Regions from separate parts of the Homo sapiens genome. Here region 1 is linked to region 2. Evidence: chromatin loops called from intact Hi-C (ENCODE). Cell type or tissue: GM12878. All regions are shown on one strand. Each heading gives the region's core, and the rest is flanking DNA. Links, peaks and the distances in the headings are about the cores only.

Region 1 (2,917 bases), core at 89-2,588, 100 kb after region 2:
AGTTATAGTTTAACCTTAAAGTAAAGATAGTAATAGCCCTTCCCAAAACTATCCCTTCCTCATTGGAGGTCAGGAATCGTCTTTGTAGAACCAATGAAAAGACACAAGATTAGGATTATGAAGGGAGCCTGAATTCTGCTAAGTTGTAGGCATAAATTATAACCAACCATCGGTCCAGAGGACACAAGATTTGTAACTTCTCCAATTTACTCCTGTAGATAACATCATCATTATTGTAGAACCTAAGATTGGTTTTCTTTTTCCTTTTTTTGGGGGGGTGGGGGTGGTGGGGGGACAGGGTTTCACTCCCGTCGACCAGGCTGGAGTGCAGTGGAGCCATCTCGGCTCACTGCAACTTCTACCTCCTGGGTTCAAGCGATTCTCCTGCCTCAGGCTCCCGAGTAGCTGGGATTACAGGCACTCACGACCATGCCCAGCTAATTTTTGTATTTTTAGTAGAGACAGGGTTTCACCATGTTGGCCAGGCTGTTCTTAAACTCCTGACCTCAAGTAATCCATCCTCCTCGGCCTCCCAAAGTGCTGGGATTACAGACGTGAGCCACCGCGCTCAGCCCTAAGGTTGGTCTTCTGAGATGTTTTTCAGACTTGGATTTCTGAGGACTGGCTGACTACACTCAGATCCACAAATCAACCAGTCCTGTAGCCCCACCCCAGAGACCGACTCTGCATAAGGACCACTTTCCACACCCCTGTGATTTCATCTTCATCCAACCAGCAGCATCTGTTCCCTAAATCCTGACTACCAAGTTATTCTTAAAAACTCCAGCCTCCAAATTTCCAGGGAGGCTGATTTGAGTAATAACTTCCTGTCTCCCCATGTGACTAGCTTTGCATTAATTAAGCTCCATCTTTACAACAATACCAGTGTTTCAGTGAATCAGCTCTACCTGTGCGGCAGGCAAGAACCCATCAGGGGATTGCACTACCAGTGATCTACTTTTGAGACTCCTGCCTCTGCTTTTTTTTTTTTTTGAGACGGAGTTTTGTTCGCTCTTGTTGCCCAGGCTGGAGTGCAATGTCGCAATCTCAGCTCACTGCGACCTCCGCCTCCCCAGATTCAAGCAATTCTCCTGCCTCAGCCTCCCAAGTAGCTGGAATTATAGGTTCCTGCCACCATGCCCAGCTAATTTTTTGTATTTTTAGCAGAGATGGCGTTTCACTATGTTGGCCAGGCTGGTCTCAAACTCCTGACCTCAGGAATCCACCCCCCTTGGCCTCCCAAAGAGGTGGGATTACAGGCGTGAGCCGCCGCACCTGGCCCGACTTTTGCTTTTAGTCGGGGAGATTTTTATTATTTCAAAATGTTTGTATATATTGAAATTTTTAAAATCTTTTATATTGTACTATTTTCAATGCATAATTTAAATGAACATAAAACAAGTATGCACTATAGGAGCTTTAGGTGTTGTTGGGCTCAGAATCCAATACCCCAAAATATGGCATTTTGACATGTTGACATGGAGAAACCTCAAGGTCTCTCTGACTTCCCCTGCCACCGTCTCCCACAAAGAAGTGGAAGTTCCTTTATCTGCGTAAGATTCAGACCCATCAAAGAAAGTAATTGCTTGTTCTTCCCCTCCCTGTAAGACCAAGAATGTAACCACACCTGAACACTTTCACTATCAAAGAGAACTATTCACACATTAATCTCTGTTCAGAGATCCATTCATTCTCCCTAGTAATCCCCTCAGCAATTCCTCTTCTCTTCACCTCCCAAAACCTGTTTTACCAGGATTCAAGCCCCCATTCTTTCTGTAACCTCCAGATAGTATATAAACTTCTGGACCTCATTGGGAGGCTAGGTCTTCATTTTGAAGTCTCCCGTGTGTATACGTTCAATACATTGGTATGCCTTTTCTCCTATTAATAAATCTGCCTGTCAGTGATTTTGAAGCAAACCTTCAGGGGACCAAGGGCCTTGGTCCTCCCAGTGTGAAAGTGCAATGGGTGATGTAAGGCCTCTTGTCACCCAGGCTGGAGTGCAGTGGTGCAATCATAGCTCCCTGCAACCTCAAACTCCTGGGCTCAAGCCATCCTCTTGCCTCAGCCTCCCAAGTAGTGAGGACTACAGGCATGTGCCATCATGCCCAGGTTATTTATTTATTTTTTTAAGTTTTGTAGAGCCAAGATTTCACTAAGTTGCCCAGGTTGGTCTCAAACTCCTGGCTTCAAGTGATACTTCTGCCTCAGCCTCCCAAAGTGCTGGGAATATAGGTGTGAGTCGACACTCCCGGCTCTATGGTAGACACTTTGGAAATGCAAAAAGTAGAAGGCAAAGAAGACCATTGTTAAAATTTTGACATATTTCTTTTGTCATATTCTCCACCTACTGGGTTCAAGCGATTCTCCTGCCTCAGCCTCTCGAGTAGCTGGGATTACAGGCACCCGCCACCACGCCTGGCTAATTTTTGTATTTTTAGTAGAGATGGGCAATTCCTGATGATCAATGAGCAAGAGTTCTCGTGGGTCTGAAGGGGTTCAGAGTGTGTTAATGACAGGCAGGTGTTAAAAGATGGTGTTAAGAGATGCCTGTCCAGGTTGACTCCAAGTAAAATTGGTGGTGATATTTGTTTTGTGCCAGGGAGTGTTCTAAGCCTTTCACACAGATTATTGTATTAAATTATTAAAATACCTCCATGAGGTAAAGATAATTAATGCCCCCATTTTACAGATGAAGAAACTGAGACATAAAAAATTTAAGCCAGGTGCCCAAGGTCACCAAGCTGATAAGTGGTGGTGCTGGGATTTAAGCCTAAATACTTTACCCCGAGAACCCTAGTGTAATTGTCTTATTACAACCCAGAAAGTTGTGATGTACACATAGTTCCTCAGATGCTTCCACTTTTTTCTCCCCTCAGGAATGTTTATTTTGTAAATACTGCCCTATCTACAACTG
Region 2 (2,917 bases), core at 321-2,820:
ACAAAGCCTTACAGGTTTCATTCTCTGATTTTATGAACACAGCACTCACGCACATTTTGGTACTAATATCTGCATGCATGAACCTCCAACTGGGGCATGCCTGTTTGTCTTCCTGAAGGAAGTACTTCTTGATTCATTTTACTTGGTGCATCAGTTGTCTACCTGCTGCCCCTGAGCTGCACTTTCACCTTATTCCATCCTGTCTGTATTGCTGGGGCTGTGGGAATCCACAAACTCCATTTTCCAGACTCCTTTACTACCTGGCTTTCTGTTATGTCTGGCAAGAGGAAGAGCCATTATTTCTTTCTTATACTCTCTTTGTTTCTGCTGTTGGTTCTGGAAGTAGCTGTGCCCCTTCAGTGACCCAAGGTTCTGCTGGAACTGCCCTTAATTGGTCCCGGCTGTGGCTAGGGAGACCATCCTTGGCAGTCCCAGCACAGGCTGGGTGGAATCCCTTAAGGCCTGCTCCTGGACTTTGACAGCTCCTCTTCAGTTTCATTCCCCCAGTTCCTAAGGCTGGTAGCCGCTCTCTACAGATACTAATCTCGGAATGTCACCCTTTTCCCTTTTTGCTTCTTTAGCTCCCTTGCTTATCTGTTCCAATGCCCGTAATACCAAAATCTGTAGTAAATCCCTTTTATTTGAAACATCTAGAGTGGTTTCTGTTTTTCTGGCCAGATGCTGAATGACACATCTGGAAAAATCAGGGTAAATATTATTACTCTAGGTATTGAAAGTACAGATTGGAGAACATTTCGTTTGTTCCAGAAGAATCCTGAATGAAAACCGAAATTCAACTGGAGAGTTAGAGCATTATTGAACAGTATGTGTAGGGAATAAAATGCCTTTCCCCCATCCTGGAATACCTCCCTGATTATACTACCTTATTACTGTGATTGTTTTTTAACTTCTCTGCTTTTTCACACAAATCTACAAGAATCTCCTCTTCCTGGAAGCCTCTCTGATTACCTCACACAAACATCATCTTGCTTAGTCTGAATTCCTATGGTTCTTTTGTTCTCTGACTTCTAGAGTATTTCTCCAGGTATGTTAGCAATCAGTTTTTCTCTTGATCACTCCCCAAACCTGAGTGATCATCAGAATCCTCAGAAAAATATAGATACCAGGCCCTTCTCCTTGTCCTAACCTCCTGAGACAAAATTCTAGAGTGATGAGTGGGTACTATAGGGTCGAGACAGCATCTATATATATTTTAATACCTCTCAGATGATAAACCCTTCAAGATCAGGGCCTTTCCATTTCTCATGTAGCTTTTACTGTACCTAATACAGTTTAAGCAGACCATAAAAATCTGTTCATTTTCTAATGAATTACATGAGGGAAGATTCCCAGGAAGACCAGCTGGTGTCACTACTGCCTAATTAATATTTCTGGCCCAGGGAAGGGCATCTCACAAAGCAAAATTTGACCTTACCTGGATTCACCGATTCTGTGCTTGAATCCATCTTCCCATCTGTCTATTTTCCTAAAAGGAAGTTGCAGAAACCTTGCCAAGAAAATAGACAGCAAAACTTCAGCAGTACCAATAACTTGGGTTTTCTGAAAGGAAATGATGCCATGACCTGAGGCTGCCAGACTTAATGTGAGAAAGCAAGAACTGAAACGAGTAGAAGTAGGCCTCCCACTGGCCCAAGGCCTAAGATTTCATTGCACTTGCTTCTTGGCATTAACATTCTGTAGAACAAGTTTCAGAAAAAAACGCTTAACGAATTTGCAAGCACAACCAAACTCCAACCAGATTGCATTTTTTATTCACCTTTTACAATCTCATTCATTTTCCATAACATTTGGAACTGCTGTTTGAAAGTTTAATTTTCCTTTTTATCTACTATTTTCTTATTATTGACTTAAATTATTCTTGATTCATGGATAAGCAAACTAATGTGGGTCTACCCTGAGTCATTTATTATGTATCAAAGATAACATAGAACTCTTCACTTCTGGCAGAAGCTGTTTAGTAATTACTTCTAATTACTAACAAATTAAGAACAGCATGTGCTCCAAAAGCAGTTTCTATACAAGCTCAAACCTGGCTATATTTCAACACTTCTAAATTCTAATTCTCTGGATGCAGAAAAAAATCTATTAAGATGGTTAAAAGGAAATAAAATCTAGATGTATAAGTCCAAAAGAAGTCTCCAAAAGTCCCCTATAACCTTTCTTAGGTAATATGACTTGATCATCTCCATTTGAACATTTACTTCCAGAAAAGTAGATTTTTGGGATAATCAGCCTCTTTGTGTTGATTGACCACAAACTTCTATGTTCAGAAGTTTACATTTTAATTAAGAGGGAGGTATTGAATGGTAACTGGATCTCCAGTAGTTGAAATGGGCTTCTCCTTGTCTAGAATAAAGGCCTTTGTTAGCTAGGTGGTCCTAGAGAGAGCACGAACCCCTCAATTCCTCTCCTTCAAGACTTACAGCCTTAAATATCCATGGAACTACCCCCACTTCTCAGGGAGTTTGTGTGCCATTGGCTGCCAATCAGTCATGTCATTTATAGGGCAGATGAGAGTAGTCTCTTTTATTTCCCACTTGGTACTGAAGAAGTTGTGGCCTTTGGGGGTTAACCAGTTACTGCCCAGCACACTGTACACAGATCGTGCCAATGAGGTGTACACGTTTTCCTCCTGCTCACTTTGTGGAGCACACTGGTGGTGAACACAGGGTGCTGGACCTTATAAGGGGTTTCCATCATGGAGGAATCTTTTGAAACAACAGCAGTGCTGCCAGAGGTGGGAAAACGGAACTACTTTTTAGATAATACTGTTCAGTTAGCCAGGACTCACCTTCACTGGAAAAAAAAAAACTTTTTAGAAATTCCAAATGAAGATAAAAATTTATTTTCTAAGTTGTCAATATCAGCTTTGTGTTCTTTAACAAGGACTATTACT

What was found. Hi-C counts contacts between places; a loop is a spot of excess contacts. Peaks named below come from ENCODE experiments on the same cell type or tissue, not always from the same donor. Only the 100,000 strongest peaks of a DNase experiment are listed, where the experiment ranks them.
Region 1: it touches region 2 in a loop (4-fold over the local background); 8 of 110 quality-filtered maps call a loop at or near these places.

The regions. Positions count from the first base shown.
Region 1 is chr9:4,484,741-4,487,657 of GRCh38, forward strand. It overlaps a transcript of GLIS3 not described here. Among named protein-coding and RNA genes, the nearest start is that of SLC1A1, 4.3 kb to the right of the region's middle. RefSeq lists a silencer at 1,991-2,080. In GM12878, for the core only: no CTCF peak of the experiment used is centred there; a DNase peak (open chromatin) is centred at 1,554; H3K4me3 peaks cover 782 bases; H3K27ac peaks cover 1,017 bases.
Region 2 is chr9:4,381,522-4,384,438 of GRCh38, forward strand. It overlaps a transcript of GLIS3 not described here. Among named protein-coding and RNA genes, the nearest start is that of GLIS3, 83 kb to the left of the region's middle. In GM12878, for the core only: a CTCF peak has its summit at 1,370 (motif pointing right); a DNase peak (open chromatin) is centred at 1,560.